2 separate regions of the Homo sapiens genome follow, and region 1 is linked to region 2. Evidence: chromatin loops called from intact Hi-C (ENCODE). Cell type or tissue: PC-9. All regions are shown on one strand. Each heading gives the region's core, and the rest is flanking DNA. Links, peaks and the distances in the headings are about the cores only. Region 1 has its middle 20 kb from the start of SEC63. Region 2 overlaps AFG1L (AFG1 like ATPase).

Region 1 (15,589 bases), core at 5,482-9,481, 550 kb before region 2:
AAGCAGAGTAGCAGAGAAGAGCCTGGGCTTCCAAATCAGATTAAATTCAAAACCTGGCTCTACTGCTTACTGCCTATGTGACTTAAGCAGATGACTTAATTTATCTGTAAAATGGGAATAACTTTCCTACTAGTTTTGTACCTTTGCAAATGGGTTAACATGAAAGGTGCCCAGCCCAGGCTTGGTAACAGTATGTCCTCAATAAATGATTGCTACCATGATATAAATATATAAATGAAGCCCAGGTGTCTAGGGCTTCACCAATTGTATGTTCATTCATTCAATCTTGATGGCTTGCTTTCCTCCCTTCCTTCTTTCTTTCCTTCCTTCTATCCTTCCTTCCTTCTTTCCTTCTATCCTTCCTTCCTTCCTTCCTTCCAGACAGGGTCTCACTCTCTGGCCAGGCTAGAGTGCAGTAGCACGATCATGGCTCACTGCAGCCTTGACCTGCTGGCCTCAGGCGATCTTCCTGTTTCAGCCTCCCAGGTAGCTGGGACCACAGCCACATGCCACTACGCCTGGCTAATTTTTTGTGGAGTTGGAGTTTCACCATGTTGTCCAGGCTTATCTCGAACTCTTGGGCTTAAGCAACCTGCCCACCTCGGTCTCCCAAAGTGCTGGGATTACAGGAGTGGGTCACTGTGCCTGACCCTAGGTAGCTTTCTAACCCTGCTTGGCAGGCTGCAGAAAATCCAACTTTATGCAGAAGTTGTGCAAATAACCTGGGGAGCTCTCTTGCGTTCCCGTATTGGACTTTCTCATTGCTCTCTGCAGGCTCAGACCACAACAGAACCCAGAGAGGCATTACCCTTGCCATCACCACCAAGGTTGCCAATGCCTGAATACTGGAGCCTTTGCATCTTAATAGTTGAAATCCATGTCATTGCTCTTGCAAAATGAACGTACCTGAGTATTACCTACGTTATTTGTCTAGAATTTGGTGACGGCAGTAGCGTATATTCTCTGAAACTGGGGTGGAAGTAGTGATGTCAGGAGAGACGTCCACAGAAAGGAATCTTGAGCATCAACAGGTCTCAGAACCTTCACCTCACACACACAGGCATTTTCTCCCCAGAGTACACAAATGGAGTGGACGTTCCTGTGTAGACATCCATTCTATCCAGAGCGGCTCACTAACCACTCTCTGATGGTAAAGTCTTGTTGCTGATAACATGAACATTTGCTGAGGACTTATATCAGCTATCCTCAACTATCCCTATGAAGTAGGAACTATAACTGCATCGATTTTCCACATGAGAGAAAGAAGGTTTAGAAAGACCAAGAAATAGGCCCAGGGTCACGCATATAGTAAGCAGTAGAGGTGGGTTTTGAATAAAGTCATTCTGACTCCAGGACAAACATGTTCATTTTTTTAAAATTTCTATTTATTTTTTTTTGAGATTTTTTTATATTATTTATTTTATTTATTTATTTAATTTAATTTTTATTTATTTATGTTTTTGAGTCTCACTCTGTTGCCCAGTCTGGAGTGCAGTGGCACGACCTCGGCTCACTGCAATCTCTGCCTCCCAGGCTCAAACGATTCTCGTGTCTCAGCCTCCTGAGTAGCTGGGATTACAGGCACCCAGCTTGTTGAACTCCTGGGCTCAAGGGATCCTCCCACCTTGACCTCCCAAAGTGCTGGGATTACAGGGGTGAGCCACTTGTCTAATTTTTTTTTTTTTTCTGAGATGGAGACTCACTCTGTCGCCCAGGCTGGAGCGCAGTGGCGCGATCTCGGCTCACTGCAAGCTCCGCCTCCCGGGTTCACGCCATTCTCCTGCCTCAGCCTCCCCAGCAGCTGGGACTACAGGTGCCCGCCACCACACCCAGCTAATTTTTTGAATTTTTAGTAGAGATGGGGTTTCACCATGTTAGCCAGGATGGTCTCGATCTCCTGACCTCGTGATCTGCCCGCCTCGGCCTCCCAAAGTGCTGGGATTACAGGCATGAGCCACCACGCCCGGCCTAATTTTTGTATTTTTAGTAGAGATGGGGTTTCACCACGTTAGCCAGGCTGCTCTCAAACTCCTGACCTCAAGTGATCCTCCTACCTTGGCCTCCCAAAGTGTTGGGATTACAGGCGTGAGCCGCCTCTCCCAGCTGCATGTTCAGCTTTGTGTCCACTCACTATTCTATTCCCTGCACCAGATTCCTCATACTGACCATTTCATTCTCCAAACATCTAGCTTCCACTTGGGGCCCCTAGTCAATCAGATATGTCTGTATATGTCTTAATCCTAATCGTGGACAGTGTTCAAGTATTTTATTCAGAGGGCTCCTTAATTCTGTTGCAAATCAGTGAATGCAAATAGCTACAAGGTAAAGGGGGTTACCAGCCTCCACTCTCCAGGAATATCTGAGTCTCAGTCTGATCTTCAAAGCCCTTTACAAAGTTGCTCCATCATTATCATCTTAATCCCATAACTGGGTGACTTTGATAGGCTGGAACTAAGTTTTCTGGATTTTATAGGCAAATTCTATGACTATATCATTCATATAATAGAAGGGGGTAAGGAGGACCAAAAAGGAAGAAAAAACTGAATTTCAGGTTCATTTGCTCAGGCTCTCAGTTCCTGCAGAACATGAGTTACAACAGTAGTGATGAGGGCAGCCCAGGGTGCTTCAGATGCAGTGTAACCAGCTCAAGTCCTGCTGCTCGCCGCTCAGAGGTCAAAAGCACAAGAAGCGAGGTGTGGTGAAAGGAAAGCAACTTTATTCAAATGCTAGAAGTTGGGGAATAGCCAGGCTCATGCCTTTAAAAGACCATTCCCAACTTTAGGCTAGGGAGAGGGACTTAAAAAGGGGAACTTGGAATGGGAAGTATGCAGGAGTGGTGCTGAGTTCAAGGTCTGTGTCTCTTGTTTCCCTGGTGACTGTCAGGGTGATCTGATGTCATCTGAACGATGGCCGGGTTGTAGACTAACAGCCTTGAGGTAATCTCTGGCATTTTGCAGCTGGGCCTCCATGTCTGGTTTATGTCAAGATTAGACCCTGGAACTTCTAAGTAAGCACATAATTAGATCCAAGTACAATTAGATAAATGTGCATGGTGTAAGGGAGTGTATGGTAAGAAAGGGAGAGACGCGGTGTTTCAAATAAAGTACATTTCAAGGCTACGTCCTAATACTAAGGAGGAAAAAAGGGTTTCTGCAGTAGGCTTCAAGGTTACATCTTGAGACTGGAGAGAAAAGAGAAAAAGGGGGGAAAAAGTTTTGAAATGCATTTTGAAGCTGAGCTATTCAGTTCCCATAGGGTCCCATCTCCAATAGATGAACCTAAGAAATAAGTGAGCAAGAGAACTGTGGGGCTGTCATTTATATGGTGTTACAGCTGCTGTGACCCATCCCTCACCTGCAGGTATCAGATGAAGGGTCCTAAATTGGAATCAGGCAGAGAGAGAATAAGAGAAAGAGAAGGGATTGAAGTACACCCAAAAATCCTTTATATATTAACAGGCATGTGAATCTTTAAGATGCAGTACAGGATGTGAGGTTTACCAAATTATTTGACCACTGCCTCCCTTTTTTTTTTTTTTTTTAACAGAATAAGCAAAACAAGAGTTTTTTTTTAATTATTATTTTTTTCTTTATTTTTTTTTCCCCTTTGGTAGAGTCAGGGTCTCACTATGTTGCCCAGGTTGGTCTTGAACTCCTGAGCTCAAGGGATCCTCCCACCTTGACCTCCCAAAGTGCTGGGATTACAGGGGTCAGCCAACATGCCTAGTCAACAAGGGTTTAGTGTTTTGCAAAAACACACTTGGGAAATGCTGGTCTAGTAGATTTTTGGAACACACATGCCACCAATGGATGACTTTATCAAGAGTAGAGAAACCAGTTTGTCAGGTAAGAAGGGGAAGGAAAGACAGGGAGGAACGAAGGTGCTCAGCGGAAGGGAAGGAACAGGAATGACAGCTGGAGAAAGTGGCATGGGAGGAGGATACTGAGGAAGAACTGATTGCTAGGGGTGTTTCGTTTTGCTTTGTTTTTGAGACAGGGTCTCGTTCTGTGGTCCAGGCTGGAGTGCAGTGGTGTGATCACAGCCCACTGAAGCCTCAACTTCCTGGGCTCAGGTGATTCTCCCTCCTCAGCCTCCCAAGTAGCTGGGACCACAGGCCCACACCACCAGGCACGACTAATTTTGTTGTTGTTGTTGTTATTTTCTGTAGTGATGGGGTTTCGCCATGCTTCCCAGTCTTGTCTCAAACTCCTGGGCTCAAGCTATTTGCCCACCTCAGCCTCCCAAAGTGCTGGGATTATGGGCATGAGGCACTGTGCCCAGCCTGGTTTATTTTCTTTTAAAATATGTGTGGTCTTGCCATGTTTCTAGAACACACTCTCAGCCCATCTGTTTTCCATCTCTTACAGGATGCTTCTAGCTGCTCTCCTGGGTGGAACATCACAGAAATCATCCCCCTGCCCCACTCTGGGGCTTGGGGCCCTCCTGGTCTGCCAAGAGGTTCCCAAGCTGATTGCCAAGGGGCCATCTTATTCTTAGATACAATCTTATCTCCAATCCCTATGGAAGGTTTAAGTAGTAATTTACTCAAAGATTTAGGAAAGAAGTCCAGAACCAAGCTTCACTGGGGATGGGAGTTGGGGTGGGTGCGGTTTAAAGTAAATATCCTCAGACCCCTACCCAGCCACTTTGCTCCCAGTCACCAATCACAAACCAAATCCCCACCACGGGGTTTTCCGAACTCTTACAGTCTCACAGCCTTTGATGTTGGCCCTCAATGGCCTGTGAGGGACCAAGCTCTGGTCACATGGATGGAGAGAAGAATCAATGATACCATTTGTTACTACCGGGTCTTACATTTGGGGATGTTGCTAGTTTCCGCCGATCTAGAGCATCCAAAGTCAAGCACATTTAATCACCTTAAGGAGTAATTTTCTTTTCTCTTTCTTTTTCTTTTCCTTTTTTTCTCTTCAAGACAAGGTCTCACTCTGTTGCCCAGGCTGGAGTGCAGTGGTGTGATCGTGGCTCACTGTCGCCTCCACCTCCTAGGCTCAAGTGATCCTCCTACCTCAACCTCCCAAGTAGTTGGAACCACAGGCAGGTGCCACCATGTCTGGCCAATCTTTTTCTTTTTTGTAGACATGGGGTCTCACTATGTTGCCCAGGCTGGTTTCAAACTCCTGGGCACAAGCAATCCTCCTGTCTCAGCCTCCCAAAATGCTGGGATTACAGGCATGACCCACAACACCTGGCCAAGAGTGATTTTCAAACCCTGTCTGGTCACCTTAGGAAATCCATATTTACCTAGTAACTGCACCGTGACTATCTTGACAGCTAATGATCCAGTCTCATTCTGTCAGAAAAAGAAATGCCTCTTCCTTACATTAAGAGGAATGGGAAACCTGGACAGCACCTCCCTAATTCCTGGAGTGTGTATGTGAGGGGCGTCAGTGTCAGTGAGAGTTATGGAATGGGGAGAAGATGGAAGGAGAAGGAAGGAGCCTGTGGAGTGCGTGGAATTGAAGATACAGAAAGAGGGATATTTTGAAGATTTATTTATGAACCCTAAACTGTTTTTTTTGTTTTGTTGTTGTTGTTGTTGCTGCTGCTGTTGTTTTCACAGAGACTTGCTCTGTCGTCCAGGCTGGAGTGCAGTGGGGTGGTCTCCGCTCACTGCAACCTCTGTCTCCTGGGTTCAAGCGATTCTTCTGCCTCAGCCTCCTCAGTAGCTGGGACTACAGGTGTGTGCCACCATGCCTGGCTAATTTTCTTTTGTATTTTTAGTAGAGACAGAGTTTCGCCACATTGGCCAGATTGGTCTCAAACTCCTGATCTCAGACGATCCTCCTGCCTTGGCCTCCCAAAGTGCTGGGATTACAGGCATGAGCCACCGTGCCTGGCCCCTAAACTGTTTTTAATTCCTATGATTAATGTGGTTATAAATAAGCTTGGCAAGAAAAATACTTAGTATAATTTATCATCTCAAGAGATAAAAGTATAAAAGTACAAAACTTTAAAATAATGCTCCTTAAAAACATAAGCTCTAATTCTGAATATGCCATTAACTAACTTTGTGACCTTGGACAAGTCACATCACTTTGCACTTTACAATTGAGTGTGTTTGTTTTATCATCTACAAAATGATATAATATTACACACTTTATCCCCTTTACAGGGATACTATGAAGGTCAAATCAGATTACATTAAAATAGTGATAATTACTTACATTTGCATAGTACTTTATCATCCACAAAACATTTCTGCATATATTATTGCATTTGCATGAAAGAGCTTTGAAAAGTTATAGTGTTATAAAAGGACAGTGCCTCTGTTTGAATACCAGCTCCATCTTTCTCTCCTTCAAATTGCTAATCAGTAAGATGAGGCTAGTAGTAGCATCTGCCTCATAGGTTGTTGAGAGGATTACATAATATGCTGCATAGGCAGCTGTGGACTCAGGGCCTGCATAAATAAATATTCAGACCGGGCACAGTGGCTCACACCTGCAATCCCAGTACTTTCGGAGGCTGAAGTGGGAGGACTGCTTGAGCCCAGGAGTTTGAGACCAGTCTGGGCAATAGAGTGAGACCTTGTTTCTACAAAAAGATTTTAAAAATTAGCCAAGCATGGTGACGCATGCCTATAGTCCCAGCTACTCAGGAGGCTGAGATGGGAGGGATCGCTTGAGCCCAGGAGGTCAAGGCCACAGTGAGCAGTGACTGCACTACTATACTCCAGCATGAATGACAGAGTGAGACCATGTCTCAAAAAAAAAAGGAAGAAAGAAATATTCAACAAAATCCACTTTGTTGAATATTTATGTTAATACTCAATGTTAAAAAATGCAAATGTCACCTCCTAAAGGCCTTTCAGGCCTCTTCATCTAAAACAGTGCCCTCCTTCTGCCATCACTTTCCAGTTCCTTGCCCTGGTTTATTTTTCTGAGTAACACTTTATGATATAAAGTAACTACTTTATATCATATTTGCTTAAAATCTCCATGAAGACAGAGATTTTGTCTGTCTTGTTTACCTCTCTATTCAGGATAGTAGATACTCAATAAATATTTATTGATTGAATGAAGTTAGTTATCATAATTGCTATTGTTATTATTACCTAATGTCCCTTCCTCACTTTGCCTTCGACTGTCTTGTATCATCGAGGGCATTAGAAATATTCTCTCTGGCCGGTGCAGTGGCTCATGGCTGTAATCCCAGCACTTTGGGAGGCCGAGGTAGGTGGATTGCTTGAGCCCAGGGGTTTGAGATCAGCCTGGGCAACATGGCAAAACCCCATCTGTACCAAAAATATAAAAATTAGCCAGTCTCATAACCTGGTCTCAAAATAAACAGAAAAAAATGTTTAAAGAAATATTCTCTCCAAGTTTTCAAGAACTACTTAAATCAAGCAATTACCAGGTTGTTGCTGTCTTCCCAGGAATTTTTATTTTCTAGTATGGAGGACCACCAGCAGATGGCAATCAAGGAATACAAAAATCTGAGTTTATCCTATTTAGGAAGATTTTGGTAAATAGATTTAAGAATCATAAGATGAGCTGGGCACGGTGGCTCACACCAAAGTAATCCCAGCACTTTGGGAGGCTAAAGCAGGAGGATTGCTTGAAGCCAGGAGTTTGAGACCAGCCTGGGCAATATAGCAAGACCTCATCTCTATAACAACAACAATTTTTTTTTTTTTTTTTTTTTGCAGGGGTGAGGAATCTCACTCTGTGGCCCAGGCTGAAGTGCAGTGGCTCAATCTCAGCTCACTGCAACCTCCACCTCCCAAGTAGCTGGGATTACAGGCGCCACCCACCATCACACCCAGTTAGGTCTTTTGTTTTTTCGTTTTTTGTATTTTTAGTAGAGATGGGGTTTCCCATGTTTGCCAGGCTGGCCTTGAACTCCTGACCTCAGGTGATCTCCCCGCCTCGGCCTCCCAAAGTGCTGGGATTATAGGCGTGAGCCACCACACCTGGCCTCCATTTTTTTTTTTTTTTTTTTTTTTAGGAATCATAAGATGATAAATTTAAGGTAAGCAGACCACTGTATTCTACCTCTTGAATATCGGCTCTTCTCAGAGCCAGTTTCTCATGCCCCAAACACATCTTCTACCAGTGACTAGAATTAATGTCTAACCTCAAAAAAGTCACCGAAACAAATTATAAGATCCTTTAGGTAATCTAGCGGAAACTTAGGCCTGGTGTGGTGGCTCACACCTGTAATTCTAGCACTTTGGGAAGCCAAGGTGGGAGGATTCCTGGAGCCCAGAAGTTCAAGAACAGCCTGAACAACGAAGCAAGACCCCATCTGTAATTTTAAAAAATTAAAACAACAAAAACAAAGACAAATGGAAACTTTAGTTATTCTATGTAAAAATGAATTAGTAGAATTTGTTTTTATTTAGGTATTATATTTCCTTTTGATTTCCTGCTTACATCTTGAGCCAAGGTACATTTTCTTTGGTATGTAAAAAAATGAACATTTGTGTAAATGCTTTTCCAATGGTAGAAAACTTATAGTTCTGGCAGAATAGAGCTGCAAAATTATCAGAGGGAAGGAATTTGCTGATAACATTCCAGTACATGTACATGGGGATGGGGAAAGGGAGTTCACAGCAATTTTACAACTTTAAGAAAAACGAATTTTACAACTGGTTTTACAAAAATAGGAATTTCTTTTCTTTTTTTTTTTTTTGAGACAGAGTTTCGCTTTTGTTGCCCAGGCTGGAGTGCAATGGCACGATCTTGGCTCACCACAACCTCCGCCTCCTGGGTTCAAGCAATTCTCCTGCCTCAACCTCCCAAGTAGCTGGGATTACAGGCATGTGCCACCACGCCAGGCTAATATTTTTTTTTTTTTTTTTTTGAGACGGAGTCTCGCTCTTTCGCCCAGGCCGGACTGCAGTGGCGCTATCTTCGCTCACTGCAACCTCTACCTCCCAGGTTCACGCCATTCTCCTGCCTCAGCCTCCCGAGTAGCTGGGACTACAGGCGCCCGCCACCGCGCCCGGCTAATTTTTTGTATTTTTAGTAGAGATGGGGTTTCACCGTGTTAGCCAGGATGGTCTCGATCTCCTGACCTCGTGATCCGCCTGCCTCGGCCTCCCAAAGTGCTGGGATTACAGGTATGAGCCGCCGCCCCTGGCCCTTTTCTCTTTTTTTGCACTTTGCTTCTGAAGACGTGTTAGAGAGTAGGTGTTCAATTAAATCAAACACTCTCAATAGGGTAATAGAAGACTTTGTCCTTGTTGACGAATACTGGTATCTATGCTTTCCATTTGCTAAAATTGCTCTGAGTTTCCAGGGAGAGTTGCAGTGTGGTCAAGCCTACAGAATGCTAATACTGCTAATTTTTCTGTTAGGTTGAAACAAAGAGAATTTCAGTTTATAGTTTACAGCTCAAATATATTTGATGGCATAACAAAACCCCTTGAAATATGGCTGGTACTTCATTGTAGAAGATGATTAACCTGTCTTGTTTCATTTTGTTTTGTTTGACGATACCTTTACCAGAAAAAAGCCTCATAAAACACTTTAAAAAACAAACAAACATTGTACCTGGAGAGTGTGGGGAATGTCCAGTATTTAAGAGAAGTTATGAACAATAAATAATATTTTTGGACTTCTGCTATGTATTAGGCAATATTATCTTAAGACAGACAAATTATTTAGCCCATATATATAGATTAGGCAATTAAGGAGCAGTGAGATTCATAGTTTGCCAAGGTTACATGAGCTGAGATTGGAACCAGGCCTATTTGGGTAAATGTAAGCACTTCCCTGCACTATAATTAATTGTTGATCTTATTCTAACAAATGGTGTTAAACACTTGGAACTTCCTAGTTAATGCAGAAATTTAACCAAATCACCTGGGAAACTGTTAAAAATTTAGAGTCCCAGACCATATCCCTAGAGATACTAATTCAGAAAATCTGGTGTGGGGCCTAGGAATCTGAGGTGTGTTTTTGTTTATTTGTTTATTTTTATTTATTTATTTTTTTGAGACAAGAGTCTCACTTTGTTTCCCAGGCTGGAGTGCAGTGGGGCAATCCTGGCTCACTGCAACCTCCGTCTTCCGGGTTTAAGCGATTCTCCTGCCTCAGCCTCCTGAGTAGCGGGGATTATAGGCATGCAGCACTATGCCCAATTTTTATATTTTTAGTAGAGACAGGGCTTCACTGTTTGTTGGCTGGGCTTGTCTCAAACTCCTGACCTCAAGCTATCTGCTCGTGTCGGCCTCCCAAAGTGCTGGGATTACAGGCATGAGCCACCGTGCCTGGCCAGGAATCTGAGTTTTTAACAAGCTCTCCAGTGATTGTGCTGCAGGCACTCTTCTGACCTCAAACACTTTGAGAAAGCACAGGCCCAACCCTGTGGACCTTAAAGAACAAAGAATTCTTTGAGAACCTGATGAAAGCTCTAGACCATTTTCTAGATAAATGCACATTTCACATCCCCAAATTTTACCTACAACTTAAGAGGGTTCACAGACACTCTGGACCTATGGATGCTTGGTCTCTTTCCTGTCCCAGTTGAAACTGGCCTGATAAGGAACCTCTTCCACCTCTCCACCGAGAGAGGTCACTCTTCAGCCTCAAACAGCCTCCCTGTTTTTTCTTTTTTTCTTTCTTCTTAACTACAAAGGGAAGAGTTTTCCAGGAAAATGAAGTGACTGTTGTTTGAAAAGGAGCTTCATCTTATAAATAGAGCAGCCTCTGCTGCTGTGCTTCCAAAAGTTAAGCTGAAACAGGATAATAGTGTTATCTGCAATCAGGATGAAGGCCAATCTGGATAAAGGTGTTGGGATTAAAACCAACAGCAGGGACCAAAGATTAATAAGGGCACAACCAGAAGAAAGAATCATTAAATTTATTTTCTCAAGAAGCCCTTTCTCTAATGTCTTTTCAGACTCTAGGTTTTCTCTTAGGTCTTTTATTTTATTTTATTTATTTTTTTGAGACGGTGTCTCCTCTGTCGCCCAGGCTGGAGTGCAGTGGCACAATCTCGGCTCACTGCAACCTCCACCTCGCGGGTTCAAGTGATTCTCCTGCCTCAGCCTCCCGAGTAGCTGGTACTACAGGCTCATGCCATCACCCCCAGCTAATTTTTTTTATTTTTGTAGAGATGGGGTCTCACTATGTTGCCCAGGCTGGTTTTAAACTCCTGGGCTCAGGCTCTCCTCCCACTTCAGCCTCCCAAAGTGCTGGAATTACAGATGTGAGCCACTCACCTGGCGAGGTTTCCATTTTTAAGCTAATCTTTGCATCTTTAAATAACTCAAGACTGATGCAGCCCATCTTTTAAAACATAGCTAATATTGATAGAGTCCTCAAAAGTTTGCTTGTGATATGTTCTGGATTCTGTAACATCGAAAAGGTGTAAGGAGAACATATAAACCAGGAGCTGTAAACCAGGGGCTCCAGACACAGATCCAGAGAAGTTGATAGATAGATAGATAGAAGTTAAGGAAGAAGTGTTGTTTCTGCAAGCACCCTGGTATTGTTCATAAATTTCGTGTGTTTATGTACTTTTGGGGGGAGAGATTCAATGGCTTTCATCAAATGCTTAAGGGAATCTTCAACTAAAATTTTAAAAGTAATCACTTATAAAAGAGTCTTATCTCACAAGGACTAGACAAGCAAACAGGCAGCAAAGCTTGTGGCACAGGCATAGTGACCACTGACTTAAAGTGGCCTATGCACCGTTGTCAAAACACCTGTCACGATTTTGGTTTATATTTGGGACATTCTGCCAGAAGGACCACTTGTTCAGAAACACGTCCTCCCTGGCTGGGTGCAGTGGTTCACGACTATAATCCCAGCACTTTGGGAGGCAGAGGCAGGAGGATTGCTTGAGCTCACGAGTTGAGACCAGCCTGGACAACATAGTGAAACCTCATCTCTACTAAAAAAAAAAAAAAAAAAGAAAGAAAGAAGCATGTCTTCCCTGATGTAGGAAGAGAAGCATGTTTTTTAGAGCCAGAAAAACCTGTTGAATGACAAGGACAGATGATACAAATTCTCCTGGACTCCTAATGCGATTTAAAATCAGGAATGATAATTTCTAATTCATCAGATTGCTGGGAGGTATCAGTGAAATGCCGCATGTAAAGCTCCTCGCACAGTGTCTGGCATAGGTGAGCACTCAGGAGTGTTATTGTCCCTCTTCCTCACCACCACACTAAGATTCTCCATGATGGGAATGCTGAGAACAAGCAATCTGCTGCTAGGATGGGGCTGCACCTGGTCAGACCGACCCGAAATCTGGTCTAGGAAACCTGAGGGAAAACAGATTTGTTTGGAAATTCCTATTTTCAGGTCTCTCACCGGAAGTCACAAGTGATGAAAATACATCATTCTTGTCCTTGAAGTTGTTGGACCCTAAGAGGGCAGATGGTACAAACAGTAAGTTAGCAGCGGCCACAGGGCACAGGACACTCACAGCACATGAATAAGCAGAAATACTCTACGCGCTTGATTAATAACAGGTTGTGATAGACAGGACAAAACCACATGGAGTTGACTTAGGAGGTATTCATGAAGGAAATGATTATTGAGCGATATTTTTAAGGTGGGGGAAGGGATATCATTTAGGAGAAAGAAAGAAAGAGGGGAGAAAGCTGAAAAGGTAGGAGAGAGTGCCATTGGGGCAGGCTTAGGAGCAGATTTGCAGGGCAGCAGGGAAGCCATGCTTGAGGGCCTGTGAAAAGATGACAGCAGTTAGGTGTGGGGGAAGGGAGGTAGCTAATTGGTAGAGACCCTTGAAGCCTGTGATTAGGAGTTTTAATTTAATTCAAGAGGCAATTGGAGCTATTGCAGGCTGCTAAGAAGGGGAGTGATATGATCAAAATGATGCTTGAGGACAACGGTTCTTGCTGTTCTGGCTGCTGTGAGCAGAGTGGATTAGATGAAGGAGATCCTCAGGCTGGGGGTGCTGATCTGAGGCTGTTTCACAAACCAGGTGTGAGGGGACGTGGCCTAGAACAGGATTCTGGGGATGGGGTAGAAGGAGCAGAGCTCGAATATGTTATGTGGGATAAACATTCATTCATTCTTAGAACCGGGCACTGGGTTGGACACTGGATATCGTGGGGCACAGAGGCTAAGATCAGGGGAGACAATTAAGCTTTGTTAATATTGTAGGATTGAAGTTCTGTGACCATTAAATCAGAGAAATGTGGGAGCACATAGCAGGAGCAGCACCTCACTGAGTCATGGGGAGGGACACGGGGGTCAGGGAAGTCTTCCTTGAGAAAGTGGTGTTTAAACTGGGCACTTAAAAAAGAATCAGGAGCGAGGGTAGTGGCTCACTCCTGTAATCCCAGCACTTGGGGAGGTCGAGGTGGATAGATCATTTGAGGTCAGGAGTTTGAGACCAGCCGGACCAACATAGTGAAACCCCACCTCTACTAAAAATACAAAAATTAGCTGGGCATAGTGGCACGCACCTATAGTCCCAGCTACTTGGTAGGCTGACGCAGGAGAATCACTTGAACCCGGGAGGTGGAAGTTGCAGTGAGCTAAGATTGCATCACTGCACTCCAGCCTGGGCAACAGAGTGAGACTGTCTCAAAAAACAAAAAACAAAAAACAACAAAAAAAAAAACAGAATCAGGCTGGGCTCGGTGGCTCATGCCTGTAATCCCAGCACTTTGGGAGGCTGAGGTGGGTAGATCATTAGAGATCAGGAGTTCGAGATCAGCTTGGCCAACGTGGTGAAACCCCATCTCTACTAAAAATACAAAATTAGCTGGGCATGGTGGCGGGCGCCTGTAATCCCAGCTACTCGGGAGGCTGAGGCAGGAGAATTGCTTGAACCCAGGAGGTGGAGGTTGCAGTGAGCCGAGATTGTGCCACTGCACTCCAGCCTGGGCAATAGAGTGAGACTCCATCTCAAAAAAAAAAAAAAAAAAAAAAAAAAAAAAAGAATCAGATCTCAACTGAGTAAGAAGTCATTGGGGAAATGTTACAGGCAGGGAGCCTCAAGATAAAAAGGCAGGGGTAGCCACAAGGGAAGGGAAGAATGACTCCAGGAGAGGCTCAAGGGGGCAAGCAAAGGGGGAGCAGACCGAGAAAGGCCTTTATTTTGCAATATGGGTTGTGGACTTTATCCTAAGGGCCGTGAAGGGCCATAAAAGATGAACGATTCATGTTTCATTTTAACAAAATCCCTCCAGCTATGTTGTGGAGGAAATGTATTGCCGGAGGTTAGGATGGGAATCTACCTGGGAGACATGTTGTCATAGTTTAGGGGAGAGGTGATTGGGAAACTGAGATAGATACATGTGATGGATTCAAGAGATATTTAGGATATAGAACTTAGGGGATGAGAAAAAGATTGAGAGAAGAGAAGGAAGGCAAGAGTATAAGAACAGATGTCATCAGCCCAGGGAGGGAAGAGGTATTGTTTAGGGTCACACAGCCAGCCTGTGGAAGTATCAGTATTAAAATCCAAGTCTCTAGTATTTAAAACAATAACAACTATATATATATATATACACACACGTATATATGTATACTTGTATATATGTGTATATATATATTAGGCTAGGCATGCTCATGCCTGTAATGCCAGCACTTTGGGAAGCTGAGGCAGGAGGATCACTTGAGCCCAGGAGTTAGAGATTAGACTGGGCAACATAAGGAGACCTTGTCTCTACAAGAAAACAAAAAAATTAGCCGGGCGTGGTGGCATACACCTGTATAGTCCCAGAACTCGGGCGGCTGAGATGGGAGGATGGGTTGAGTCTGGGAGGTTGAGGCTTCAGTGAGCCATGATTACACACTGCACTTCAGCCTGGGCAACAGAGTGAGAACTGTCTTAAAAACAAAAACAAAAAACATGATCTTTCCTTTCCTTTCTTATCATGCTCATGTTTTCCTTTCCATACTTGAAAATATTTTTAAAATTTATAATAGCTATTTTAAGTTCCTTGTCTACTTAATCCATTATCTCTGTCACTTATGGATCTGTTTCTATTGGTTAGTGTTTCTCCTGGGTGTTAGTTCTATTTTTCTGCTTCTTTGCATGCCTGCTAATTTGTATTGGTTGCCAGACATTGTGAATTTTATTTTGTTGGATGCCAGATTTTGCAGTCTCAGTCTCTCTCTCTCTCTTTTTCCAACATGTCAAAAAGAACCTTTACTACTTTTATAATAGCCTCTTAACGCTTTCTTGCCAGATGCTTTTGGACAACATGCTTTCTGGGCACGTTGCTTTTGAAACTTCTGAGCTTTCAGAGGAGGCACTGCCTCTAGCCTGTGGCTTTCTGGGCAGGAACCTTCTGGGCTGGAGCCTTCTTGCCTGCAAGAAGTCATCTTTTTTGCTGGAACTATAGCAGCAGGTACTTTTGGGGGAGAAGGTTTCAAGAGACCTGCCTTTTGAAGCTTCATGTTCTTTTTTTTTTTTTTTTTTTTTTTTTTGAGACAGGGTTTCACTCTGTCACCCAGGCTGGAGTGCAGTGGCACAATCTCGGCTCACTGCAACCTCCGTCTCTCGGGTTCAAGCAATTCTCCTGCCTCAGCCTCCTGAGTAGCTGGGACTACAGGTGCATGCCACCAAACCCAGCTAATTTTTATATTTTCAGCAGAGATGGAGTTTTGCCATGTTGGCCAGGCTGGTCTCGAAC
Region 2 (15,589 bases), core at 7,371-11,370:
GGACTTCATGTCTAAAACACCAAAAGCAATGGCAACAAAAGCCAAAATTGACAAATGGGATCTAATTAAACTGAAGAGCTTCTGCCCAGCAAAAGAAACTACCATCAGAGTGAACAGGCAGCCTACAGAATGGGAGAAAAATTTTGCAATCTACTCATCTGACAAAGGGCTAATATCCAGAATCTACAATGAACTCAAACAAATTTACAAGAAAAAAAACAACAAACCCATCAAAAAGTGGGTGAAGGATATGAACAGACACTTCTCAAAAGAAGACATTTATTCAGCCAAAAGACACATGGAAAAATGCTCATCATCACTGGCCATCAGAGAAATGCAAATCAAAACCACAATGAGATACCATCTCACACCAGTTAGAATGGCAGTCATTAAAAAGTCAGGAAACAACAGGTGCTAGAGAGGATGTGGAGAAATAGGAACACTTTACACTGTTGGTGGGACTGTAAACTAGTTCAACCATTGTGGAAGTCAGTGTGGCAATTCCTCAGGGATCTAGAACTAGAAATACCATTTGACCCAGGCATCCCATTACTGGGTATACACCCAAAGGATGATAAATCATGCTGCTATAAAGACACATGCACACGTATGTTTATTGTGGCACTATTCACAATAGCAAAGACTTGGAACCAACCCAAATGTCCAACAATGATAGACTGGATTAAGAAAATGTGGCACATGTACACCATGGAATACTATGCAGCCATAAAAAATGAGTTCATGTCCTTTGTAGGGACATGGATGAAGCTGGAAACCATCATTCTCAGCAAACTATGGCAAGGACAAAAAACCAAACACCGCATGTTCTCACTCATAGGTGGAAATTGAACAATGAGAACACATGGACACATGAAGGGGAACTTCACACACCGGGGCTTGTTGTGGGGTGGGGGGAGGGGGGAGGGATAGCATTAGGAGATATACCTAATGTTAAATGATGAGTTAATGGGTGCAGCACACTAACATGGCACATGTATACATATGTAACAAACCTGCACGTTGTGCACATGTACCCTAAAACTTAAAGTATAATAATAAAAAAAAGAATATGTTTTGTATTTAAACTAGTGGATATAAAAAATATAAAAGCTGTTTCCAATATATGATCACATATGAACACTCATTCAAATACTTATGTAATCAAGAGATATTAATGTAAATCTTAGTCTTTTTGAAGAATGTCCTAGCAGGATGCTAAGATAATAAATGTAGGTTCTGGACACTCACTGGCCTAATTAGAATAGCAATGCACTGAACTTAGCAGTCTGCTGTGCAGCAAAAGCGTAACTAACCTCTTTACAGTGTCCCTGGGGAGCGTCTTAGGTGCACAGACCAGCTCCAAACAGCCAGGTATAAATGTCAACATCACAGTGTAATCATCTTAGTCAGTATGTGGTGCTATAACAAAATACCATGGTCTGGGTAATTTATAAATAATAGGAATTTATTTCTTCCAGTTCTGTGAGGTCTGAGATCAAGGAGCCAGCAGGTTTGGGTGTTTGGTGAGGGCTACTATCTGCTTTGTTGCCACCAGAGGGCACAAATGTTGTTCTCGCATGGTGGAAGGAATGGAAGGCAAAAAGTGGTGAACTCCCTCCATCAAATCCTGTATAAAGGCACCGAATCCCATGCATGAAGGCAGAGCCTCATGACTCAATCATATCCTAGAGGCCACACCTCTTAATCCTGTTGCATTGTGGAGTAAGTTTCAGCATGAATTTTGGATGGGACAAAAACATTCAAACCAGAGCAGTAATGGCAAAAGCATTGGACTAAGAACTGAAGATCTGGGCTGACATCTTGAGCTGAGTCCTCTCCAGCCCTGAAGTCTCCCAATAAACCTTTGTGCCCTACTTCACAGGGTGGTATGAGTTGTGTGGAAATATTCTGAAAAGTACTATGCAGTTTTAAAACACTGCTTTAAAGAGATAAACAATTAGGGAAAAAAAATGGACGTCTTAAAAGCAAAGATCCAAGCTCCTGTATGTGAAAAACAGACTTTTATTTTGTGAGATTTTTCTTACCTTCAACTTGTGAAATGTAAAGAGTAACACATTTACCCATTTTCTTCTATTTCAGGTGCGTATAATTTGCTCTGCGTCGACTCCTATATCAAGCTTATTTTTGCATCAACATCATGACAGTGAGTTGGAGCAAAGCAGAATACTGATGGATGATTTGGGGCTGAGCCAGGTAGGCGATATTAACATAATCTCTTTTTATTATAAAACAGCTTAATTGTTTTTGGTTTGATGCATGGCTACATTTTGAAGAAGAAATGCAGTGTATAGTTAACCATTGATTGGCGCTTCTTCTATAAGCCCATGTAGCAAATTTATCATTCTCAATATCACTGAATATAGAAAATTATAAACTTACAGTGGAAGGAACCTTAGTGGTCATGTAGTTCAGTGCTCCATTTTGCATGTGATAAAAATGAAGCCCACGGAGGTGGACTAAGGTGCCCACAGTCACACTGCTGAATAATGGCAGGCCAGAGCTGGATGCCAAACCACCTGTGCCCGGTTCTGGGCTTGCTCTGCTATACCATGCTGCCCTTTCTGGGTATCTTTCTAAATGATTGCTGGATTTGTAGAGTGCATGATACAGTATCCAAGCATGTAGGCTGGCTAGTCCAGGACCATGGAGTGCCTAGCAAGGCCCCAGGCTTGAAAAGAAATCCCTAACTAATCTCTCAACCTCCATTCTGCAAACATTTATGGAGTACCTGTGGGTGCCAGGCTCTGAGGACACTCTGTAGGGAACAAACAGATGCTAGTCCAGTTCTCCTGGAGCTTGGAGTCTGGTGATTCACCCCAGGCCAACTAGAAGTGACTTTGCGTTTTCTTCTTCTATAAGAACGTTATGAGATGTGTTTCTCAACTATCGACAACTGAAATATTAGTCAAAAGTTTACAACTATCAACACTCACCCCATGAGGGGAGCCCAATTCTTCCAGCCCCACAGGTGAAAGACCTCTGGAACAAGGAAACAATTCCTTATCAACCTGAATAGAAATGAGGCATTTTCAGGAGTTTGGGAGAACGAGGCCAATTTAAAAAGTGAACTTTCCAATATGATGACTTAAACCTATGTGTATGTCTTAGTCTGCTATAACAAAACACCATGAACTGGGTAGCTTACAGACAACAGAAATTTATTTCTAACAGTTCTGGAGGCTGGGAAGTCCAAGATCAGGGTGCCAGATTTGGCATCTGATGAAGGCCCACTTCCTAGTTCCTAAGCCTCTGTCTTTTCTGTATAAACCTCACATGGTGGAAGGGGTGAGGGATCTCTCTGGGGCATGTTTTATAAAGGCATTAATCCCATTCATGAGGGCTCCACCCACAAGACCTAATCATCTCCCAAAAGCTCCGCCTCCAATACCATCACCTTATGGGTTAGGATTTCAGCATATGAATTTTGGATGTACATAAACATTCAGCTCTAACCTAGAACAGTTTCATCCTGAAACCATCCCCCTGCCCCTGGTCCATGGAAAAATTGTCTTCCACGAAACTGGCCCCTGGTGCCAAAAGGTTGGTAAAGTTTACATCATTGGCTCTTAAAACTTTTTTCCCCTAGGCTGGTGCAATGGGTCATTCCTACAATCCTAGCACTTTGGGAGGCCGAGGTGGGCAGACTGCTTTGAGCTCAGGAGTTCAAGACCAGCCTGGGCAACATGGTGAAACACCCATTTCTACAAAAAATAAAAAATAAAATAAAAAAAATTAGCTGGGTGTGGTGGCACACACCTGTAATCCTAGCTACTGGGGAGGCTGAGGCAGGAAGATCACTTGAACCCAAAAGGCAGAGGTTGCAGTGAGGCAAGATGGCACCACTGCACTCCAGCCTGGGTGACAGAGTGAGACCCTATCTCAAATTCCCCTAGGATCAAGAAAAAATAAGCTCAGCAGACAGAGCCAATCATGCATGAAGAAATCAGGGAATGTGATCTCAGGGTCATGAAGGTTCACAATGGATCAGTGGAGAAGATGGACTTAGGAATCTAGAATTTTTCTCTGAAAAAGCATACTAGCAAACCCCTAAGGAAAGAGAAAAATTCCAAGCCCACTTAGTGGCCATGAGTCTGTGTTGGTATCACCAGTCTGGGGTTACCAGCCTCACAGAGACAGAGTTTCCCAATTTGGTCCTAGATGGTGGGATCAGTTGTCCCAGCAGCTGAAGACTAAAAACAGCCCTGCCTTTCAGCCCTGGCTTTTAGATCCCAGGCACATTCTCCAGAACCCAGACCCACTGCTCATTTGCATTTGCTCTCCTTTAGTCATTGGTTGGATTGGAAAACGCTCTCCAGAGGTTTGTCCTTAGGGCCTCCCCCTTAGGCACTGGGACCCTGTCTGGAGGCCTACACCAGCCTCTTTCTAGCTTCTCAGAACTACTGGTTTTTTTTTTGCCATTACTTATTTCTGGTGTACACTTTTGGAGAAAGTTTTCCCTTTTAAGTTTTCTCTCTGATAATTTGATGTGTTTACTGCCTATCAGTTTAAATTGGTTGACTCTCTAGTCTCATTTAAGAGATTGTATATGGAAAAAAAAAGTTATAAAAAAAGGCATAATCTAAACCGGTAAGCCTAAAAAGTTTTTTTAAACCTATACTTAGGTTCTGTAAATTTTCATTTGTGATAGCTTTATTTTAATTTCTTTGTTTTATAACCAGGATTCAGCAGAAGGACTCTCCATGTTTACCGGAGAAGAGGAAATCTTTGCATTTCAGCGCACAATTTCCCGACTCACGGAAATGCAGACTGAACAGTACTGGAATGAAGGAGACAGAACCAAGAAGTAACTGCCACTTTTGCATAAATAAAACTCTAGACAAATGGTTAACGCAGGCAGAACTCCTTATTGTGGGACTTGAAGGAATCATTTTCTCATCATTAATTATGCACTTTGTCCTCTGGACCATTTTAATCTAAAATTGCTCTCAAGGATCTAGTGGATTAGTAAGTTAAACACTTAACATTTTTTAGGTCTGCTTTTTCTTATTTGGCCTTATTTCTGCACCATGAAATTAAAATCATCTCATTCCTGAAGATGAATGTAGGACCAGACATTTTAGCTTCACATTAAACCACCTGAATGAACCTTGAATGCACAAGTAAATGCAAGACGTCTGGATACCTTCAAGCTTTGGCTGCATGGTGGTGGCATGTTAGAAATACATCTTTTATAATGGGGGAAGAATGCCCTATGTTTCAATTCAAAACAAAGACAGTTTTCCAATCTGATATAAACTAAAAGGGATAATATTTTAGAATATGGGCTTATATGTGGTTTTTTTTTTTGGTTATGAATTACAGTAAATCTCCCAGGCCTTCAGATTTCTACATAATGGAAGAATATGTTTTTAACCCTGAGATCAAGTTTAGTAGGCAGGACTTGATCTCAAGTGGTCACAAAGTTTTCTAAAAAAAAATAGAAAATTATGATGGGATCAAATAAGGAGCAAGTGTCAAATTCCAGCCAACAGGCAGATCTGCAGGCAGAGCTACAAACTCTGCAGCCAGGAATGGGGACCAGTGAGAGAGTGTGGGCGGGGGGGTGGGTGTCAGAGTCGTAGGCACTCCAACAGCAGAGGAGACTCCCGCTCACATGAGGCCAGCCGTACCCCAGTGGACAGCAGGCTCCTTCTCACTGTTGTAGACACTTGCTCTCCTTGCAGCATGCTGCCCCCGCCCTTGCCGCCAACTCTGCCGTGAGATGGACCTAATAGGAAATAGGAAAGAAAGCCTGACAAGCCTGCTTCACAGGAAATCTGATTTGTCCTTCACTGAGCTCATCTTTTGCTTCTTTGAGTAAAACCTGGCTTTACTAACTATTGTCACAAAGTGGATCTTCGGCTGTGGATGAGTGTGAAAAACAGAAAAAATATAAAATCCACAAAATCTTGTGAAAATTAAGCATTTGGGGGAAGGTAAGGCATAGGTGAGTCAGTCCAATGAATACAATGGTCAACATAAGTAAGCTCTTTGAACCTATTTATTTTCTATTTATTATTATTTTTATTTTTTATATCTTGGCCACTCTAGCCATCTCCTGGCAGGGGTAGTGTGGCACAGCATGGCCCTATTTAATTTCTTAGTCAATAATCCATCACATAGTCTCTTTTAGATATTAACCTAATTAAGGCAAGCAGGTAGATGGATGAGTACCCAAGCCGAGAGAAGAGTTTAAATCAAGCCTTCTGTAAATAAAATGTGGTTTAAAGATATTTTTATTGAAGTGAAACACAGTAATTTCAAAGAGGTTACGTAATAGGGAGAAAGGATGGGAAATAACCACTTTGTGCTGGATTGAATGCTATATATTTACATTAGCTCAGTTAAAAAAAATAGTCTTAGAAAGTGAATATTATAACCCCTGTTTAAAAATAAGAAAACTGAGTCTTGGGAAAGTTAAGTAGCTTGACCTGAGATTCACAGTTTACAACTACAAAACTCATATACTATATTTTATAACACACTGTCTCTTACTCTTACTATTTAAAAAAAAGAGATTGTTTTAAAAATTGATTCATTTAACTCAGTGAATGAAGTTGAAGATAAATTCACAACAGAACCATTGATTTGAACTCAGTGAATATAAAATGTTTAACTTTATTCTTTAGATCTTAGCTTTTTACTTTTCACATTCCTTTGGTAATTATTCTGTATCTTAATTTTTAAAAAAATCATGTGAATGGACAGACAGATAGATGGACAGTATGACCGATAGACAGACCTGTCCCTGAGTGTGAGTGTATGTAGAAGAGTCCCCCTGTCAAGTTATGTTATAAAAGTTCATCTGAGGTCAGATATTGGGAATAAAGTTTCATTTTTCCATCGAAACAATCACGTAATGTTAGTTGGGGTGCTGGTCAAACGCATAGAAGCCTATGTAATTCTCAGTGTAGCTTCCCTATAATGTCATTTTGGTACGAAAGAACTTAAACCCTGAGAAAAAAACTGTAGCTCAGTCTCCACCTAAGTAACTGGAGCATGTGCCCACTTCTGTGCCCCCAATCCGCAATCTCCTTCCCCAGTTCCAGGGGCCTGCTGGGATTGGCTGCAGTGGAAGAGGCTCTTTGAGCTGGGAGAAGGGTTTATGCAGAAAGTGGGGCTAGAAGGCTTTGGCTGGATCTCTGGAGGGGAGGGAGTTCCATGGTGGCTGGAAATCTCCAAAGCTGGTTTCATAAAATAGCATGCAAGAAAAAAACCCAAGTCTTCAAGAATAGCCATCACTAGGAAACAGTATGGTAGCTCTACTAAAAGAAAAGTAATGCCAACATGAAAAACAACCCCTAGATTGGAGAGCAACATTTCACTTTATATGTCTTTCTTCTGAGCCCTGCCCCTATTACATTCTCAGCATTCCAGTCTTTCTCCATAGAAGTCTCTCAGCAAATGCTCTTTTTTTGAAATGCTTTAAATGTATACTTTGAGACGGAGGTTTGAGCTGAGTACTGCTGTGGAAAGCTCCTGCTCAATTCAAAACACAGACCGGGGGGATGTCTTTAGAGTCAGGAGAAAACATCATGTGCCAAGGGTGCTCTCCAAACTGATGACTAGTTCCCAGACTTAACAGAGGTCAAGCGGAGAAAAAGGAAAACTTTCTTTAGAGAAGAAAAAGAAAAATCTTATCACTTCTCATATTTCTTTAGGCAGTGTATGAGCTTATTTGCTGATATCACTAATCCTGAGATGAAAAACAGGATGGACTTAAGTAATTTTTAACCTATTTCTGAGGCCAAAAAGACTGTAGTATTATTTTAATCAAATTTATGCATTTTCAGTGGGACTTCAAATTTTAATAATAAGGCAATACTTTTATCTTCTTAAAGTATATTTCCTGTACTTATAAGTGTGCAAATGACATAATTTTAAAATTAGTTGGAATATTGAAAAAAATTAAAATTTCACTTGTAAAATAAGTGGATGTGCTTATATCCATTTATTTATTTAAGAAACACATGATGTTTTCTGTGTCCTGGGCATGGTTCTATGTGCTTTATAAATAAACTCTTTTGATCCATATAACAGTCTTATGAGATAGGTGCCATTATAATCATTTTATAGACAGGGAAGCTGAGACACAGAAAACAGCTAAAACAGATTAATGAATTGCTAAGATATAACCGAAGTCAATAAAATTAGCAAAGTGCTAACGTATTAAATTTTCCATTTCATTGCCTCTGTCCTGAAAACAGTATTGCTGGTCCAAGTAACTTGAACCTACACTTGACGGCTGCTTTATCTGAGATTAAAAACATGCAGAAGGATTGGGCGCCTGGGTCCCTGACATTTGGGTTCTTGATCAGTTACGGGAATCTGTCTTGCAGCAAGTCTGTAAGTTACCTTTATTAGATTTACTAATCTCAAAAGAAGTCACTTGCTGGTAGGAAAGGATTTTCTTTGGAAATGAGTTTATAACTTCTTTTACAGTCAGAATTAAGATGAATGTTCCCTATTGGCATATAGCAGTTCATTTTTCTGGAACAGAAAATTACAAATGTTAAAATCTGCCCTCTTGTCGAGTGTCTACTGACTCAGTCCAGCAGCTCACTAGGACCCTCACATCTGTTGCCCTAGCTGGTCATTCGGTCCAGTCAAACATGCCTGTCCACTGACCTTTCGTCTGTGCTGCATGGAGCCATCAGTCTGTCTTACCTGCTTGCCTAGGGGGCTTTCTGGATGTCGTCCCGAGAATTTTCCTGTCTCAGGGCTGTACTTTCTGGGTTCCCGGTGGTTGATTGCTGGTCTCTAATGATGCAGTGGAAAGGGCTTGAGATCTGGCATTGGAAAATTCAGTTCTGCTAATTATTGTTTTGTGACCTCGACCAAGATAGTGCTCTGAGCCTCAGTTGTGTCATCTTATAAATGGGAATCATAATGCCCATTTCATAGAGTTACTATGAGGATTGTTGGTGAAAAGCGCTTTGCAAATGGCAAAGGATTAAACGAACATCAGTTGTTATTGATACTAATGATTATGATCATAAATCCTACTTTCTGCTTTGTGTTATAGCCTTTTGAGGAATGCAAAACAGAAGACACATTCCAACCCACTGGTTTCTAACAGAAGGGAAAAGATACGCATTAAATGGCTAGACACCAAGAGCACACGGGTCTGGCTTAATGAGATGCTGGAGAAGATTGTTAAATTCAAATCCATGTTTTCAGGATTAATACAGAAAATGAATTGTTGCTTGTTTGGTGAACATCAAAGATTTCCCAGAAAGAGGGCACCATCTTGTGGTCAGTAGGATGAACTGACAGGAGAAAAAAAAAAGGCCAGTGGTTCTCAAGGCTACACATTCCTAGGCCTAGGTCCACATCCAGGGTCAGGTATGGTGGGTCAGATGTGGGGCCCCAGCATCAGCACTTGTTAATGTTCCTTGTAAGATTCTAAGGTGCAGCAGGGTTGATCACCGCCAATCAGGCAGGCCGTGGAGCTCTTGCCTGTGACTACACAGCCGGTACGCACAGAGAGCCCTGCCTGCAGCTGGGTCCTGACTCTGGGCGCCTGATGCAGAGACCACGGCACTTTCCAGGGAGCAGAGGCTGTTGCTATGATTCCTGGAGCCCAGGTCATCAGCACACTGGCACACACAAAGTCACCTCCCAGAGCCCACCCCTCTCCTCCCTGGGGACCAAGGCTCCTCTGCCTTTCTTCTCCACCCACACTAACAACGTCAAAATAGTTAACCACGCAGCACTTCCTAGTTTAGAAAGCACTTTAGGAGGCCAAGGCGGAAGGATCGTTTGCTCCTACCATATCCGTCGTCCACAGCAAATTCTGCAAGGGAGATGCAATTATCCTACTACCCATGAGGAAACTGGGGCACTCGGAGGGTAAGTGGTTTCACAAGCATATCGAGTAAGCATATGTCTTCTGGATCCCGACCCTGTGCTCTGCAGCCCTTCTGGTAGTAGTAATAATAGTAGCCCCCATTTTAAAGTCATCGTGGGTCTTGAGGCTAGAACAGGAAAGATGTGGGTGTAGGGGTATGCACAAGGGTGTTGTTTTGCACAACCCCATATGTGATGGCAAAGAACTGGAATCAGTGGTTGGCAAACTTTGAAATATTTAATCTTCACAATAATTGAGAGAGTGTCCTACTTTGTCACCCAGGCACAATCATGGCTCGCTGCAGCCTTGACCTCCCAGGCTCAAGTGATCCTTCCACCTCAGCCTCCTAAGTAGCTGGGACTACAGATATGCACCACCATGCTGAGCTAATTTTTAAAATTTTTTTTAAAACACAGATGGGCTCTGGCTATGTTGGCAGGGCTGGTCTCGAACTCCTGGGCTCAAGTGATCCTCCCACCTTGGCCTCCCAAAGTGCTGGAATTATAAGCATGAGCACCACGTTTGGCCCCACTTTCCACTTTCAAAATGCTTGCAGACCCCAAAGAGCTTTTATGTGGGTGGGATATATAATCACCAGTATTAGAAATCAAACAGAAATTGTTAGATATTTAATTCATTTAAAAATAACAATAAGCACATGAAATATTACCTAAATAGCATTATGAAAAGTAACAGCATTTCCAAAACAAAAAACAAGTTAGTGAGAAAAGTGGCATTGTTTTAAATTTTTGCCAATGTCTGGTTTAGTAAAATACAGACAGATTCTGTTGGAATATCACACATCATGTAGCTCCTGAAAAAATCAACTGTGTGCATGTGGGAGAATGAGTGAGAAAGGTAAATAATGTCTTAGTGGTTTTATGGAAAATGACTTTGACCTCATGGACTCACTAAGAGTCACAGGTCCCTCAAGGGTCCCTGGACCACCCTTGGACAAGGCTGAGTTTATTGCTAATGGGATGAAGGATTCCCATGTGCCCACTGGAGCCCACTGGTAAGAGCTGGTATTGGCAACTGGAGTGGAGAGGGGGTGCTAAGCATGGGAAGGGTGGGGCCAAGCTGGATGGGAATTTGAATACAGGAGAAGATGGTAGCCAGTCTACCCATTGAGACCCCCTAGCCACTGCCTCATGTCATCCTTGTTGCTGCCTACTGCTCTGAGCCCTAAGCACTTTGCCAGCCCAGCCCCAACCTTGCAACTCTCTTCTTTAGCTTCTCCTCCTGTGTCTCAGCTCCTCCTTCTCTGAAAGCTTCTGGTTCCTTTTCCTTTTCTCACCATCTAAGTTCTTTCTTGGATCCACATAAAAATGGCGATTATAAAAAACAACACCCAATATTATACAAAGTACTTTCACACATAACGTCTTTTTCACACTCTTTTCTTGATGTCCATAGCAACAAATACCAGCCGATGCCAGTTATTCTCAAGTGTGTCTTCCCATCCCTGACTCCACCAGTCTCCTGTTCTGTACTTCCAATTGCCTACTGGATCTCTCCTTTTGAATGTTGCGTAAACTCAGTGTGTCTCAAATAGTTACCCAACCCAATCCTCCACACTGAAATATTTTCTGGCAGTGCTACACCTTTTGCAGTGATACTGTCTCAGGCACTCACACAGCTGCAGTACTCTAATACTCTGCCACTGGCCCCTTGGCAGTCGACAAGAGCCAGTGATGTTGGGAACAGAAAAGAAGGGATAGACATTAGAATCATGTTACATGATGGAGAAAGGGTTCAAGATAAGTATCAGTGCAGGACAGGACTTGGAGAATGGTTAGTTATTGGAATGAATGGCAAATCCAACAATCTGAAGACAGGAGCAGTTTGAGCAAAGGTGATCCCAGGACTTTCAGCCTGTCCTGCATGTTTCTACGGTTTCGTCTACAGTGACTGGATCAGTTCTGGAGTCTCCCAGTTCTCATTATCCACCTGGGGGCTGGGGATAAGACTCCAGAGAGTCCTAGGACAAGCTGGCCTTTGGGAATGCAGTAGATAGTTCTCATTTCTCTGATTCACTCTTTAATTTATTGAATAAACACTGTCAAGTGCTTCTTATGACAAGGCACTCTGCTAGATGCTATGTGGGACATAATGAAGTTTACAGCTTTAAAAAAAAAAAGTCATTATTTTGGCCAGGCACGATGGCTCACGCCTATAATCCCAACACTTTGGGAGGCCAAGGTTGGGGGATCACTTGAAGCCAGGAGTGAAAAGAAAGAAAAAAGAAAAAGAAAAAGAGTTATTATTTTAATAGGAGAATCTATAGATTGGTTACATTGCTCCTTAAGGAAAAGTCAGCAATTTAAATCAAAATTAAAGCTTGAATCTCTAAAACTGGCTAACCTCATCTGGAACATGTGGCTCCCGCTTGCACCTAAGATCACCTTCTCCATTGTCTACCAGGCTAGCGTGAGCCACACCTGTTCAGTTTTCCAACTATCAGCTAAGAGAAAGACTTCATTAATATTTGGAGGATACAGGCCGGGCACAGTGTCTCATACTTGTAATCCCAGCACTTTGGGAGGCTGAGGCAGGTGGATTGCTTGAGGCCAGGGGTTCAAGACCTGCCTGGCAAACACGGTGAAACCCCATATCCACAAAAAATATGAAAATTAGCCAGACATGGTGGTTTGTGCCTGTAATTCCATCTTCTTGGGAGGCTGAGGCAGGAGAATCACTTAAATCCAGGAGGCGGAGGTTGTAGTGAGCCGAGACTGTGCCTTTGCACTCCAGCCTGGGCAACAGAATGAAACTCTCAAAAATATATATATATTTTGGGGAAACAGATAATAAATTCAGAAAATACTTGGAATCTAGATGATATGGCTAATAAAATTTAATGTGATCATCTTCAGCATGAATCTCCACTTTGTTCTAGCTCTCCTTCCAGATTCCAGATACCTCTTCTATCCCCTCCACAAGACGATACTCACAGACATACATATACCTCTGAGTGCTTCCTGGAAAGGGCAGAGTCCAAAAAGAAGCCTCTTCTCCATGACAGTCATTGCTAGAACTTGCCCATAACCAGTTCTCTCTTTCCAAGCACACAGGTGGGGTCACACTTTCTGCCCCCTTGGCAGTTAGGCAAGGCCATGTGATTATTTCTGAGCAGTTAGTTGGCAGTGAGTGGAAGTGATGTGACATGTGTCATTTCCAAGGTGAAGCTCTTACTAGCTGGCTTGAGAACTTTTAGATCTCTTTTCTTTTGCATGGAAAACCTGGAAATACCATGTTGAGACAGAGACACCCAAGATAAAATTGCCTGGAAGGCTGAGCCACCACATGAAAATGCCAAACTACCCATGGCAAATGCTGTGTGAGCAAGAAATAAAATTACATTCTGTTTTTTTCTTGGAGAAATAAGGGAAAAAATAAAAATAAATTACATTCTAATAAACCATGGAGACCTTTGGCGTTATTTGTTATGGCAGCATAATCCAGCTTGTCTTGGCTATACACCAGACGGCCCGCAGGCCAGCCCCTTCAGGGTCTGTTTCTTGTCTGAGGACCTGACCCTTCCTTGGGAATTGACACTAAGAATGGCTGCTCTCCTTGGCTTCATCTCCAGACCCATGTGGCTTGTCTCTGGAGGGCTTAGCAATAGCAACACATCTCTCTATTGCCCCAAACCTCAACATTCACACATATGCTATAACTGCCCCAAGAAGAACCCCCCTGCATCCCTTAACTTTAAATACTGTCTTACTTGGGTTTTGTGTTTTTGGGTCACAGTGAAAATATTAGGTAGACAGGTTTAAATGTATCCGATGACTTTAAACCCGACTTTGATACTCAAGTGGCCAAGAAAGCTGCTTCCAATTCTTTAGGGCTTGGACTTGAGCCGTCAGTTGTTTAAAACTCTAAGCAGATGCAAGTTATAAAAACCATTTGTTCACATATGAAGTCTGCATCCATAGAAAACCATTTTCAGAGTTGAAATCAATCTAACCAAAGAAGAATAGGCAGGGCATAAAATCAAGCAGTGCCAAGGCACATGCTTAACCTGACCCATAAGGAATCCAGCCTTTCATTCCTCCAGCAGGTGGGGATCCAGAGGCATCCTGAGAGAAGGGGCAGGTGGGAAGAACAGAGCACCATTAGGAGTCAGGAGTGTATCTGAGATCCTGTACTGCTACTAACCATATATAATCTCATGCACATAACTTTGGGTAAGTCACTTAATGTTACTCTTTGGGCCTCATCTAAGACCTTTATTTCTGTGAAGCTCTGATGATTTATAGTTTGATCAAACGGTGTATACAGATGGCCCATACACACACGAAAAGATGCTCAGTATCATGACTCATTAGGGAAATGCAAATCAAAATCACTGTGAGACACCACTTCACACTACTAGGATGGTTAGAATCAAAGAGATGGAGAATAAAAAAGGCTGGCAAGGATGTGAAGAAATTGGAACTCATATGCTGCTGATGAAAATGTAAAATGGTATAGCTTTGGAAAACAGTTTGGCAGCTCCTCAAAATATTAAGCATCTAGCAATTCTACTCCTAGATACCTAAGAGAAATAAAAATATATATCCGCACAAGAACTTGTACATGAATGTTTGCAAAAGATTATTATATTAGCCCCAAAGTGAAAACCCAAATGTCCACTACCTGATGAATGGATAAACATGATGTGGCATTACATACAAAGTAGTAGTATCCAGCAACGAAAATGAAGTCCTGATACGTGCTGCTACAAGGATGGACCTTGAAAACATTATTCTCAGTGAAAGAAGCCAATCATGAAGGGCACACATATGTATGGCTCCATGTGTATGATATGTCAAGTAGGCAAATCTATAGCGATAAAGAGTAGGGCCTGGGGGTGAGGGCAGGAATGAGGAATAATTGCTAATGGGTACAAGATTTCTTTTAGGGGTAATGAAAACATCTGAAATTAGATTGTAGTGGTGATCGCACAACTCTGTGACTAGACTAAAAATTGCTGAACTGTGTGCCTTCCATGGTTGGATTTTATGGTATGTGAATTATCAAGCTATTAAAAATAGTGTACAGGGCTGGGCACGATGACTCACGCCTGTAATCCCAGCACTTTGGGAGGCCGAGGCGGGCGGATCACTTGAGGCCAGGAGTTCAAGACCAGCCTCGCTGACATGGCAAAACCCTGTCTCTACTCAAAATACAAAAATTAGCTGGGCATGGTGGCGCACGTCTGTGATCTCAGCTACTTGGGAGGCTGAGGCACTAGAATTGCTTGAACCCAGGAGGTGGAGGCTGCAGTGAGCCGAGATCATGTCACTGCACTGCAGTCTGGGTGATAGAGTGAGACTCTGGCCAAAAAAAAAAAAAAAAAAAAAGGTGTACAGATATTCACCATTCATTCATTCATTCATTCATCATTTACTTGCTGTCTACTCTGTGCCAGGAGCCGGGCACACTGAGAATAATGAGACAAACTCCCTCACCATGACAGACTTGTAATCTTTTAGGGACAACAGACAGACATAATGTGGTGTCAAGGAAGAGCCTTGCCCAGGTATCCTGGGAAGACCAGGGCACTCAAGTCAGCCAGGAAATGTAGTAAAAGGCATAGAAAGGACTGAGGGACAAACACTGTGCTGGGGAGGAGAGATGCAGAATAACAAAACCCATCCCTAGTCTCCAGGAGATGAAAAGAGTTGAGAGAGCACCAGTGCAGGGCCGAGTGTCATCCATACAACGAGA

What was found. A loop is a pair of places that touch in the nucleus more often than their neighbours do. Peaks named below come from ENCODE experiments on the same cell type or tissue, not always from the same donor. Only the 100,000 strongest peaks of a DNase experiment are listed, where the experiment ranks them.
Region 1: it touches region 2 in a loop (14-fold over the local background); 75 of 110 quality-filtered maps call a loop at or near these places.

Annotation. Positions count from the first base shown.
Region 1 is chr6:107,969,961-107,985,549 of GRCh38, forward strand. No RefSeq gene overlaps it. Among named protein-coding and RNA genes, the nearest start is that of SEC63, 20 kb to the left of the region's middle. In PC-9, for the core only: a CTCF peak has its summit at 7,452 (motif pointing right); no DNase peak of the experiment used is centred there.
Region 2 is chr6:108,517,597-108,533,185 of GRCh38, forward strand. It overlaps AFG1L (AFG1 like ATPase), which reads left to right. Exons shown (of 13, transcript NM_145315.5): 12 at 2,101-2,214; 13 at 4,701-8,405. The coding sequence ends at 4,829. Among named protein-coding and RNA genes, the nearest start is that of FOXO3, 36 kb to the right of the region's middle. In PC-9, for the core only: CTCF peaks have their summits at 9,266 (motif pointing left) and 9,465; no DNase peak of the experiment used is centred there.